2 separate regions of the Homo sapiens genome follow, and region 1 is linked to region 2. The links are chromatin contacts, found by Hi-C or POLR2A ChIA-PET in ENCODE. All regions are on one chromosome and are shown on one strand. Each heading gives the region's core, a stretch centred on a gene start or an enhancer-like site at or near the end of the contact. The rest is flanking DNA. Distances are from core to core; before and after follow the strand shown.

Region 1 (6,012 bases), core at 3,063-5,562, 280 kb after region 2:
TCCTAATAGAAGAATTTGATGCCAGCTAAGGACATGGTCTTATGTGTGTGTGTGTGTGTGTGTATCTATCTATCTATCTATCTATCTATCTATCTATCTATCTATCTATAACTTGAATCTGATCAAGCCTCTACTTCCAACTGCCAACTTTTAGGAAAAACAGAGGATAGAGGAACATGTTGAACTACACCACAGGGGAGCAATCCACAAAACCCAGATGGAGGAAAATACCACAAGACAAACAACTCGTTTCCTCCAGTAAATAAATTGCAAGCAAAAACAAAACAAAAACCTTGCTGGGTGTGGCAGCTCACACCTGTAATCCCAGCACTTTGGGAGGCCAAGGTGGGTGGATCACCTGAGGTCAGGAGCTCGAGACCAGCCTGGCCAACATGGTGAAACCCCGTCTCTACTAAAAATACAAAAATTAGCCAGGCGTGGTGGTGGGTGCCTGTAATCCCAGCTACTCAGGAGACTGAGGCAGGAGAATCGCTTGAACCTGGAAGGCAGAGGTTGCAGTGAGCCGAGATCGCACCAATGCACTCCAGCCTGGGCAACAAGAGCAAAACTCTGTCTCAAAAACAAAACAAAGCAAAACCTCTAGACCCAAAAACACTCAGAGAATATACTGACGACTGTAATGTGTAGACCTCATTTGGATCAAAATCTAAACAAACTGTCAAAAAGCAACTGTGTGACAATTACAAATTGGAACATTGACCTGCTCTTTGATAATAATAGCAACTATTGTTAATTTGTTTGTTGTGATTATGGCGCTTTGTTTTTTGGAAGGAAGAGTTCTTTTGAAGATATACCCTGAAATATTTATGGATGAAATGATGTCATGCCTGAGATTTGCTTCAAAACTGGCCGAGTGCAGTGGCTCACACCTGGAATCGAGCACTTTGGGAGGCGGAGGTGGGTGGATCACTTGAGGTCAGGAGTTTGAGACCAGCCTGGCCAACATGGGAAAACCCCGTCTCTACTAAACATACAAAAATTAGCAGGATGTGCAGTGGTGTGCACCTGTAGTCCCAGCTACTCAGGAGGCTGAGTCAGGAGAATCGCTTGAACCCAGGAGGCAGAGGTTGCAGTGAGCTGAGATTACACCACTGCACTCCAGCCTGGGCGACAGAGTGAGACTTCATCTCAAAACACACACATACACACACACACACACAGCGAGGAGGGATGTGAATGGGAAGGTGGGTGGGTCTGGATGAGGCAGGATGGGTCATAGGTCGATGATTGTCACAGCTGAGTGGTGGGTATATCAGGGTTTGTTATACCATTGTCTCTTTGTGTGTGTGTATAATTTTCAGTTTCTAGCCCATCGTAAGGGCCTGAGGGTGGGAGTTCTGCGGATGGCTAGCCATGCCATCTCGGAGCAGGGGTGAGGGCATGACTTTGGGCACACCAGGCCTCGCCTCTCACACCAGGCCTCGCCTCTCTCTCCCCACCTGCCTTGGCCAGGCTGGGCCCTGGAGTGTTGTGCTCACTAGTGCCCAGGCTCAGATCTTTGTGTTTGGATAAGCTCATGGAACCAGACACTGTAATTGTAGAACTCTGGCCCTCACTCTGGTGACTGTGTGTGAGCCACAAGCCGGGCTCTCCCCTCCCCGGGCAGGCTGGCTCCACATTCCAGGCACATCATCGCCTACGCCAGGCCATCTGGCCTCCAGCATGGGTGGGGAAGGTGCAGCAGCTGGTGAGAGCTGTAGGGGCATTCCCAGACACATTTCTCATGACATCCTTGGCGCTGGTAGCATGGCCAGCACCAGGCCAGGATCTAAGGACCTGGAGGGTCAGAGGGCCACTGTCAGGCCCACCGCCCAGGAGTGCTCCATGAAAGGAGTGAGTACCAGCCACCTTGGTGCTGTGTGACCTTGGCAAGACGTCTCCCCTCCCTGGCCATGGGTTCCCCATTCAAGAGGAGGCAGCTCAGTATTTCTCAATAGGGTGCTATTGACCCTTTGGGAGGGACAGTTCTTCCTAGTGAGCATTCCTGGTCCCCAGTCCACTAAATGCCAGCAGCAGTCCCTGTCACTGTGGCAACCAAAAAATACCCTACACATTTCCAACCACCCTGGGCTTGCAGACCACTGTGGGTCTTTAAGGGCCTTGCCAAGCCCACAGTTCTGTATATCTGTGCTTCTTGAGCATTTAGGACAAATTGGGTAAGGGAGGAGTAGAAACCATTACTGTTGCTCATAGTCTTGCAAGGGGATGAAATCTGGATGGGTCTTGAAGTATAACTAGGAGTTTGCAAGGTGAGCAAGCAATGGGGACCAGGGGAGGGGAGCGAAACGAATTCTAGGTGGAAGGATCAGCTTGCATGCGGGCATGGAGATGGGAAAGAACATGGGGTATTTGGAGAAGTGCAGAAATTCCCTGTGGCCCCAAGGTTTGGCCTGGGCTGAGAAGCCATGCAGTGGAGGTAGGGCTTCAACTTGTAGATAACAGGGAACCAGCAAGGCTGTTTGTTGTTTGTTTGTTTGTTTTGTTGTTTGTTTTTGAGATGGAGTCTTGCTCTGTCACTTAGGCTGGAGTGCAGTGGCATGATCTCAGCTCACTGCAACCTCTGCCTCCTGGGTTCAAATGATTCTCCTGCCTCATCCTCCCGAGTAGATGGGATTACAGGTGCATGCCACCACACCCCACTAATTTTTATATTTGTAGTAGAGACGGGGTTTCACCATGTTGGCCAGGATGGTCTTGAACTCCTGACCTCAGGTGATCCACCCACCTTGGCCTTCCAAAGTGCTGGCCCCAGGTCTGACCCAGTGAGGCTTTTTAAATGGGGCAGAAACTTACTTCCCCTCCTCCTGAGCAAGAGCAGGTTTTTCCACCCCAGTCCCTCTGGACTGAGAAATTACCAACGCCTGGGTGTGAATCAGGAGAATGTCTCACTCCTCATGGCTCAGGACTGCAGAGAATGCAATCGCACAGCTGGGATTTGGGGAGAGATTTAGAGGTGACAGTGAGAGAGAGAGTGGGCTCCTCATGTTTGTTTTGTTTTATTTTGTTTTTGAGACAGGGTTTGCCTCTGTCACCTGGGCTGCTGGAGTGCAGTGGCAAAATCATAGTTTGCTATAGCCTTAGCCTTCCAGGTTCAAGTGATCCTCTCATGTAGCTGGGACCACAGGCGAACACCACCACACCTGGCTAATTTTTTGTATTTTTTGTAGAGATGGGGGTCTCACTATGTTGTCCAAGCTGGTCTCAAACTTCTGGGCTCGAGCAATCCATCTGCCTCAGCCTCCCAAAGTGCTGGGATTGCAGGCATGAGCCACTATGCACACTTCTTAAACTAGATGAGAACACCATGGAGGGGAGAGTGTGCCTATGGAGTGAGTGTGTGTGAGGAGTGCATGTAAGGGGTGTGCTCATGAGTGTGTGTGCCCCACACATGCAGGCTGCTCATTCATTCATTTAATACGTGCCAGTTGCACAGGGAAAGGTGAACACATCCTGACCTGGTCCTCGTCCTCATGGAGCGTGGAATCCAGTGGATCCAGTGGAGGAGAAAGAAACAAGAAAACAAAATAAAACACATCCCAAAAGCTAGAGTGCGAGGCAGCTAGGGCGGGAGTGGGGAATAATGAGGGCCGGTGGGGAGAGCCTGCTGGATAGGTGGGTGTCTGATGGCCCTCTCAGAGCAGAGCATGGATGGTGGGCATCTGCTGAGCCTGGACCACCCAACTCCCTTTCCTCACAGGCCTTTAGTTTCTTTTGGGGAGGAACTGCCTCTTCTCTGCTGGACAGAGTCTACCAGGCTCCCTCTGCCCTGCCCTGCCATAGGGTGGACATGTGACCCACCTAGCCAGTAAGATTGTCCACTCCTCTAATTCATGGGCAGAAGGACAAGGACAGTCAGAGTCTCCCGGCTGCCTCCTGCCACGCATTCCTGCTCCCCACCCCCAATCTATGCGCTTGCCCTTCCCGCCTTTTGGCCCTCAGGAGCTGTCTTGGTTCCTGCCCTTGCCCAGGCCTGTTTTTCCAGCCTTCCCACCAATTTTCTGAGCTCCTGTGGGTGTGCCTATCTTGTGTGGGTTTGGTTTTGGCTTTTAAATGAGCAAAGGCAGAATGAGGGTGCCATGAGCACAGATGAGGCTTTTGGGAAACGCCCCCCTTCCATTGCACTGTTGGAAGGGAGTGTAGAGGCTGCTGTGTTTCCTGGGGCCGGCCACCTTGACACCGTGCCTGCATGCACGCAGCCCCCCAGCACGCTTCTTCACCAGCCAGCCTGAGTGCAGGGCCCTGGCCAGCCTTGCCGGGAGGAAATGCCAGCCCCGTTTCTTTAAGCCTCAGTCAGCCTCCCCAGGGACTCTTGACTGCCCTAATGCTTCCTCCTAGGCCTTGTCAGTGGTGCAGGCCTGGTCTGCCCAGAGCAGCAGGGCCTCCGGCAGGGGCCTGTGACTCAGGGCTCAGTCAGGCGGAGGCAGGATGTCAGTGCCATTCACTGGGCCACGAGGAATCTCACTCTTCTATTTATAGGCAGCGCAACTGCTGGCCCAGCCTGGCCAGAGGAAGTGGCTGCCACTGCCAGCGAGTCAGGAGCTACGATGAGGGAGGCATGGCGCTGCTCCCTCTGCCTGCTGGGGGGGATTTCCAGGTTAGGACCAGCTCTTCCACTGCAGAATGGTCAAGGCTGGGACAGGCCGGAACAATGAGCTCATGTGGCTTCATGACCCATCAACTGAGCAACAGGGTGGTGGACATGGGGTGGCTTGGTCTGTCATGAGCCTAGAAGGGAGGGCAGGATGGGGACCTCCCTGACCCTGCAGGGGGAAGAGGTAAGGTAAAGGCAGTGCCCAGAGCCTGGCATCCTGAAGTTTGGCCCCAGACAACTCACCCCACTCTTCCTGCATTGGGGTCCCAACTTCATCTGTCAGAGACCCCTGTCCCCACCTGCCATCTTGCCCCACACCAAGACGGCTGCTTGTGCTTAGGAAGCTAACACTGGATACCTACTGAGAGGTGAGCCCTGTCACATCCATTCCTGCATCCAGTCTCACAACAGCTACACAACATAAGCCCATTTAGCAAAAGTCAAAACTGAGGTCGAGAGTGGTTAAGGCACTTGCCTGGTTTTGGGTGTGTGCACAAATGTGCCCTCTATGCATAAGTGTTGTAAAATGTGATCTACCTTCCCATCACAGAGGAGCTGTGAGGGGAACTGAGATGGCTTTGGCCATTGTGAATCTGTTGCCATCTCTGTTGGAGTGCCCGTCTACATGGTTGACCTCTGTCCTCAGTTGAGTGTGCATGAAGCATGAAGGATTCTTGTGTTTGTTTCCTGCCCTGGACAAGGTGTCCCTGGAGGTCAGGAAGGGAGTCTTGCTCCTCCTGTGACCCTAGACCCCAGCTTGGATGGAGCTTGGCACCAAGCAAGTGCTCAGTAGACTACCTACCGCATGGGCCCGCAGAGTCTCCCCATCCTCAGACGTGGCCTCTTGCAGGCAGCAGCCCTACTGGATGCTCTGCTGCATTGGGTCTGCACAAGGGGCAGGTACTCAAAGAATGAGGATGGGGGGACACTTCTTCCCGAGAGGCTGCCTGACGGGGAACCCCAGGCCTTCAGTCCTCATGTCAGGTGAGAACCAATTTCTTGAACAGGAGGCCTTTCCGACTGAGTCCGCTGGGGCCAGTTCAGAGGAGACCAGCCTGGGGCCACAGTGGATATTGCAGATCTGCCCTCCTGTGACTGCCGGCTGGTCTACCATGTGTGCTGCTACCAAGGGGCAGGTTACCCCTCTCACCCCACCTGGCCGTGTTCGCCCATCCTCACTGACCCTGAGGAAGCTGGGAGCACCTGGTGAGCCTTTACTGAAAGGCCCAGGCCATTGTTCCAAAGCCAGGCAGAATGGGAGGGAAGAAGGAGGTGGGGGAGGCAATTGGGGTTGATACAAGATGAGGTCTCCCTGCCTGGAGCTCCAGAGGGCCCCTTCTGGCCTCTTCTGCAGTCCTTGGCTCATCCCCTTCACCTCCTCCTACAGGAAGCCTTCCCTA
Region 2 (6,592 bases), core at 1,113-3,612:
ATTTATTGTAAAGATGAGGCTCTTACTTTGTTGTGCAGGCTGGCCTCAAACTCCTGGCCTCAGGTGATCCTCCCAGGATTATAGGTGTAAGCCACTGTGCCTAACCTGATTCACTATTTTTAAATCCCTGAATTAAGCTGGTGAACTGTAATACCCAGGGGTAGGGAATGTGTTTTTGTTCAAAACTAAATGACTTTTAAATTTTGAACTCAAAGATATCTTACCTACCATTTTAAAATACCTGTCATTTGGAAAGGAAACACTTCTGTTTGTTCAGTAACTATCATTGGATAGTACCATTCTGAGAGTATATGTTTAATAGCCAAGATAGTGAGTGGTGAATTTTAAATATTCTTTTAAATATCCTTGTGGTAGAAGCTCTCTGGTGAGAAAATGTTTGACCAGTATGTTGAATATGAAAGTAATTTCCTATTTTTATGATGATATTAATTTCTTTTAATTTTCTCTGACACGTGTTTATTTATGACCCTTGATTCAAGGAGTGCTTTGTGTTACTCCTGGATGTACTGGTGCACAATCTCAAATTTTCAATTTTTGCACAGAATGGGAAGTCTGCCCAGTTTCATTTCTAATCTGGGTTATTTTTCCCCTCAAAAGATAACCTGATTTCAGTCACCATGACTGGCATGAATATTCTCATGCTTTCCTTTTTACTTTGTTAACACTTAACTTTATCTGGAATAATATTGTTATGATTTCTCGTTTAGAGAATAGATTTGTTTTTTACAAATTGCTAATAAATTGATAATAAAAATGATGCTTTATTTTTTTCCTCTCATTTTAATAATAGCTAGACGTTTGAATTTGATGACCAAGAGCAGTTATCACCTTGAGAGTTACGTAAAAATTACCAATGCTTAGAGTTCACCCCATTCCAGTTGCATCAGAAGGAAGACATGGGAATTAGGCATTGGTGTTTTTTAAAAACTCTTCAGGTGATTCTGACATGCAGCCAGGGTAAGAATCACTAGCTTAGAAGGGAGAGTAAGATTGTAGTCATACTTGGGAAAAAACATATAAAAAATATTTTTAAAATGGTTACTATATTGCCCGAAATAAATGCCCAGTAAGGGATGAGATTTTTGAAATGTGGCCTGATCTTAGCCCTGTGTTAATTTCAGTAGATATTTGGAAAGTCTCTCAAACCAATTTTTGTAATATATTTAATTGAAGATGGGGGGGTTCTCAACTTAAATGTAAGTCATTATTTTACTTGAAGCCAGTTTCTTTAAAGGTTAAATTATAACCTGAAGTATGCAGTTTTCCAGATTTGAACACACACACACACACACACACACACACACACACACCCCTAATAAATCATTAGGCTACTTGGCATCCTTGAAGTCCAAAAATTAATCAACCTTTGGTACTTGTTGTTAATGTTCCAGTAAGTAGTATTTATAGAAAAGATGAATATTATTAATCATAAACAGTGAAACATACTTTGCGTTTACACTTAGCCTATTGGTGTGGCTATAAATCTTATTTATTTTAGTTGTGCTCTATTTCTTATTGATCTTTACAATGTGTTCTCTAAAGTAATAAAGTGAATGCAAATATACGTGGTCACAGGTTTATTCTGAGTTTTAATTTATTATACAAAAGTAAAGGTTTTAATTTAATATTAATAGTAGAAAAACACTTTCTTACGTGTGCCATATGGAAAGATAAAGGATCTATTCTAAAATTAGCTGTGTTGGTTGATAAGCTGGTGTGGATTCTGCCACATCCAGCAAGGAAGATACCATTAAATTACACAGTTTAGCTCTCTCTATCTATGCATTAGGAATTTGACTTCCATTTGATGTTAAAGCATATACTTGGCTTTAAGGACACACTAAAACTATTCAAAGTTTAATTACATTCAGACAAAGATCATCTAACCACTGTTGCTACATAGGGAATATTTATTTAATTATCCCTTGCTATCTCTATTAATCAGTTTCCTCAATTTATCCTTAAAATTTTCCTCAAATGCTTAGTTATTTTATTATTTGCTTTTTAAAATATTCAGTGTCAAAACAAAAGTACACAGTTTAAATAATTAAGCAGGCATACTTCTCCCTGTCTCACCTGCTTGATTCTAAATTGCAAGGTCTACCATGTCAAATTTTAGATAATCAGAACAACACTTTGGGATTAAATACCAACTGACTTCATTTTTACTCCATAAGCCTTCTCATTGCTACTTTGCATTTTTCTTCACTAACCTATCTGTTTGTTAGTAAGTTTTTCAGTTCCTTCTTCATCTTTTCTTTCCCTTGTAGCTGTGAGCACTCCAGTAGATTGCATCACTAGGTTGGGTCCTGTGAGCTGTTTTGTTCTTTTCCAAGTGTCTGATTCAGCGGGCCATAGACCGCTTGCCAGAAAATCGCCATTGCTTCTAGGCTGACGCTTGCCTACTTGTTTTGATCGTCTGAGAGAAGAGACTTTGTTTGCCAAAACCACAGTTGATAGAAATAGAAAGGTACAGATAAGAAAAAGCACTGCAATTATAATTAAGCAAATTAGCATAGCCATGTTGTTGTTGTTTTCCGCACAGACATCCTTTTTGAAAATTTCACCATGACTTTTGCTTGTGTTTTCAATGCTCTGTACTGTTGAAGGACTGTTGCTGACGACAGAAGGTATATAAAGCTCCTGTTCAGATTTAGAAGTTAAAGCTACGATGTGAGATGTTTCAGGCATGTTTGTAGAATTACCTTTATAATCTACTTCAGGAGTTATAGGGTTTGTGTTAATGTTTTCATTTTGGTTTCTGCCTGTCTTGTTTTGAATAACTGAATCCCAGGAAGAAGTACTGTTAGCCCACAGACGGGTATAGTTTGCTTTTGTTCCAGGAGACAAAGAAAAAACTGTTGTCATCAGAAAGGCAAGATGTAGGTAATGTCCTGTGTGTTCCATGTCCGTGGGCATGCTTGGCAATCTGTTGGGATAGCAATATAATTTGTTAGTTTGTGAAAGAATAATGGATCCTAGTTTTGGTAATTGTAGTTAAAAGATAGTGTTGAGATGTTACAAGTAAACTACAAGCTTATGCCTAATATTCGCTACCCTGAATTCCTTCTCAACTAAATTTCTTTTCTATTCAGCTATGTATGAAGAAGCATTTTAATTTCTATTAACACTTTTAGATGCTAGAAGTTAGCATTACAAATAAATATTAATCATTTTAAGTGGACTATCATGGCTTTATATAGTTTTCTTCCTTTGAAGCGTGCTAGACTTCTGCTTTGAGTCAGTTAGTTCTGCTTTTACTTTTCTGATTCCTTCTTTAAAAAAAAAAAAAAATTAAGGATCATTCTTACAGAAACTACCCACCCTCTAACCTGTCACCAATCTTTACAGAAGAAATGTGGCCTTGAGCTTCTTGCTTCATGTATGAAATAAATGCAAATTTTTTTGGTGGAAAGAGGGGAAGTTTGGTAGCAACCAAAAGAAACTGAACTTCAAATAGAAATTCAAGGTGTTCTTTTTTTTTCTTGGGTGTTCATCTTGAAGCTTAGAATAAAGCTGGTACTTAGAAATACATTTGTAAGTGTATTTGTGAACGCAATTTTACTGTGGTGGTTGTCTCTTTTCATTTATATTTCCCTGGACTGACTGTGTCTTTCTGAAGGCAAAGGCATACCAGTTTTCTCAACCTAAAAATCTGAAGAAAAAAAAAAAAAAACAGCAAATTTCCTCTGAGTAGACTTAAAAGTTCAACAAAAGTTGCTGGGTTTTCTTTTAAAGCATCATTTATACCTAGCATTTTTTCTGATTTTGACATAATTGTAAAAAAAAATGTGTAATAAAATAGAAATAGAGCATCAGGATCTTGATGATTTGGGATGAAGTGGCAGGTTATAAGCATCTCAACAGATAATTGAAAATGTTGAATTTCCGCTTTGGCCCTGAGCTTGCTGGAAACTAGTACAAAAAGGAGACAAGTTATATTATACATTTTTTAAATCTACCAAATGATTGATTTAAATAGAAATGGCATATCTTAGAATTTAACAGTTCCATGTACTGCTAACCCAGCAGGAAAGATTTATAATCATTATTAAGGTATCTTATAATAATATACCAGTTTGTCTTGAGCTACTTTTGAAAGGAGTATTTTATTGTTAGCATTTATTTGAATGAACTAAAAGCAAAACTATATTGTTCTCCTGAGATTTACTAAATGAAATTGCCTGGTTAAGAACCCTACGTATGCTATAGAAATTCTTCTCAAATGTACTTAGGAGTCCTTTTATTTAAAAAAAAAAAAAAAAGGCAGATTCTTACCTAGCTAGTATAGGTAGGGCCTGAAAGTCTTTGTTTCCAAACCAACTCCTAAGCAACATGGATGCCACTGCTAGTCAGGCTTTTGAACATCAAGGTTTTATAAGAAATGGTTGTTATATGTCATTGGCTGACATTTGTATACTATTAAAATACAGAAATTGAAAATAAGAAATGTGATACGTTGAGTTATGCAAACAAAAGTAGCATGTAATAAACAATGCTAACTGGAGACTATATTTCATATTAATAGTAGGGAGGAAAAACTATTAAATATTCCAGGATTAAGATTACTTTTTAGATTATGACCTTTAGTAGACAATTAAAGGCCCAAGTCACTGGCTTTTGTATAATAGTGTTCAGCTTTAATTTTTAAGTTTAGTGACATAAATCTTTGGATATTTCATGATTCTTCCACAAAAAGAAATACTTGAAATTGGATTAGCAAGTAATTTCCATCTTTTTATACTAGACTGGACTTCTGTATTAGATGCTAGAATGATTTAAAGTAGATTATTCTTTTCACATTAGTTCATTAACAGTGTAGTATACATCATAGTATTGGTACACATTTTAACAGTGCTTACCACGGAACAGATAATAGGCCTGCTGTTGATTGTCTTCAGCCAGATGTACTGCAGTGCCCAAATAAACAAACTGTATGACAAAATGAGACTTTCTCTTGCCCTTACAAATGCCTGAGAATTGAGGACTGTTTTTACTCCAGTTTATGCCTTGGAGGCCAGGTTGTGTTATCAGAAGTTTTCTTATATCTGATCATTTTCAGTAGAATTTATTTTCAGTAGAATTTGTAATGTCCAAGCATTAGTAATGAGAAATTTATTTTTTAACTTTTGAAAAATAACAAAACATTTCCAGTTTACTTGAGGAAACCAAACTTAGATCCTTCGTAATCCTAATTTAAAACTCCATGGCGATGGCAAATTTTTTCATTTCTAACTTAAAATTTATGTAACAGGACAGAAAAAAAAAGTATACATTTTCAGTCACAATTCTAGTTTGTTAGTGAGATTCTTACACACTTTGATAGCATTTCCTCGAACACTAATCTGTCAGACGTTAGAAGTGAAAAGGCATAAGAAAAGCCGTATATATATGACCTACCTTACAAAATGCTTGGTCAAAATCTGATTATAACGTGATTTTGATAAACCACTTCTTTTCTTGTCTTCTTTTTAAAGCAGAATAGACTTGGAGAATATGAGCCTTAAAGTAAATCTGCAGTAAAAAAGGATATGTGCAGCTAGTTTTCCACTTTTAAAACCAAACCACAGATGACACATTTCCTTTCCACTGCAACTAAAGCACATGTCACAGGAGGGAAAAAAAAAAAAACAACGAAAAAGCTCCAACTTCTCTAGTTGGCCACTGGCATGACAGGAGGCTTTGTAGAACCAATCCCCGCCTCCAGAGCAGGGAGGGTTTTCCACTTAATGCCTTTTGACAGTATGCTCATTCTATAGGCCTGCTACATGCTTTAGTGTCATTCAAAAGAGGTTTTGAAATGGTATCTTCCATTTCAAATCTTCTCTAAAAGACTTATTTGAAATCTACAGACTGATTTGAAAATGTGAGTTTGGAGTCCATGGGATACTGATCAGATAATGTAACAATTGTGGAACTGCAGCAATTATTTGAGAAAATATCTAGTAAACTTAGATTATATGGGACAGAAAATGCTTTCGTGTGGTGTAGTGTGTGTATACACACACACACACACACACACACACACACACACAACTGTCAAACATCCTGTCATCACCTCAAGTTTAACATGACTGAAACAGACTTTAAGAACTAGGTATGGGCTGAACACGGTGGCTCACACCTGTAATCCCAGCACGTTGGGAGGGTTGACGCAGGCAGATCACTTGAGGCCAGGAGTTCAAGACCAGCCTGGCCAACATAGAGAAAACCTGTCTCTACTAAAAATATAAAAATTAACCAGGCAGGGTAGCATGCACCTGTAGTCCCACCTACTTGGGAGGCTGAGACAGGAGAATAGCTTGAACCCGGGACGTGGAGGCTGCAGAGATCATGAGATCTTGGCTGCATGAGCTAAGATCATGCCACTGCACTCCAGCCAGGAAGACAGAGTAAGACTCTGTCTCAAAAAAAAAAAAAAAAAAAAAAAAAAAAAAAAAAAGAACTGGATATGGCAGCACATATCTGTAATCCCAGCTACTAGGTAGGTTGAGGTAGGAGGATCACTGGTGGAGCCCAGGAGTTCAAATCCAGCCTGGGTAACATAGCAAGACTCCATCTCTTAAAAATT

Evidence for each region. Hi-C counts contacts between places; a loop is a spot of excess contacts on that map. ChIA-PET counts read pairs that join two places held with the same protein, here RNA polymerase II (POLR2A). Pooled maps may share reads with other maps.
Region 1: a loop to region 2 is called in a pooled map, with 3 times the contacts of the local background. The contact joins two enhancer-like sites. A Hi-C loop is called at or near these places in 1 of 50 pooled maps. POLR2A ChIA-PET finds 5 or more read pairs at or near these places in 2 of 52 experiments (CD4-positive, alpha-beta T cell and activated B cell).

The regions. Positions count from the first base shown.
Region 1 is chr17:31,592,384-31,598,395 of GRCh38, forward strand. No RefSeq gene overlaps it. Among named protein-coding and RNA genes, the nearest start is that of MIR365B, 20 kb to the left of the region's middle. RefSeq lists enhancers at 3,352-4,218, 4,219-5,083, 4,267-4,406, 5,279-6,012. Within about 2 kb of position 4,313, at least 27 of the 41 ENCODE cell types and tissues checked have a DNase peak (open chromatin) inside an H3K27ac peak, as active enhancers do.
Region 2 is chr17:31,316,074-31,322,665 of GRCh38, forward strand. The region is part of intron 36 of NF1 (neurofibromin 1); the gene reads left to right. EVI2A (ecotropic viral integration site 2A) reads right to left here and starts at 5,549. Exons shown (of 2, transcript NM_014210.4): 1 at 5,422-5,549; 2 at 337-2,950. The coding sequence starts at 2,940. The coding sequence ends at 2,230. RefSeq lists enhancers at 2,378-2,427, 2,638-2,697. Within about 2 kb of position 2,363, at least 19 of the 41 ENCODE cell types and tissues checked have a DNase peak (open chromatin) inside an H3K27ac peak, as active enhancers do.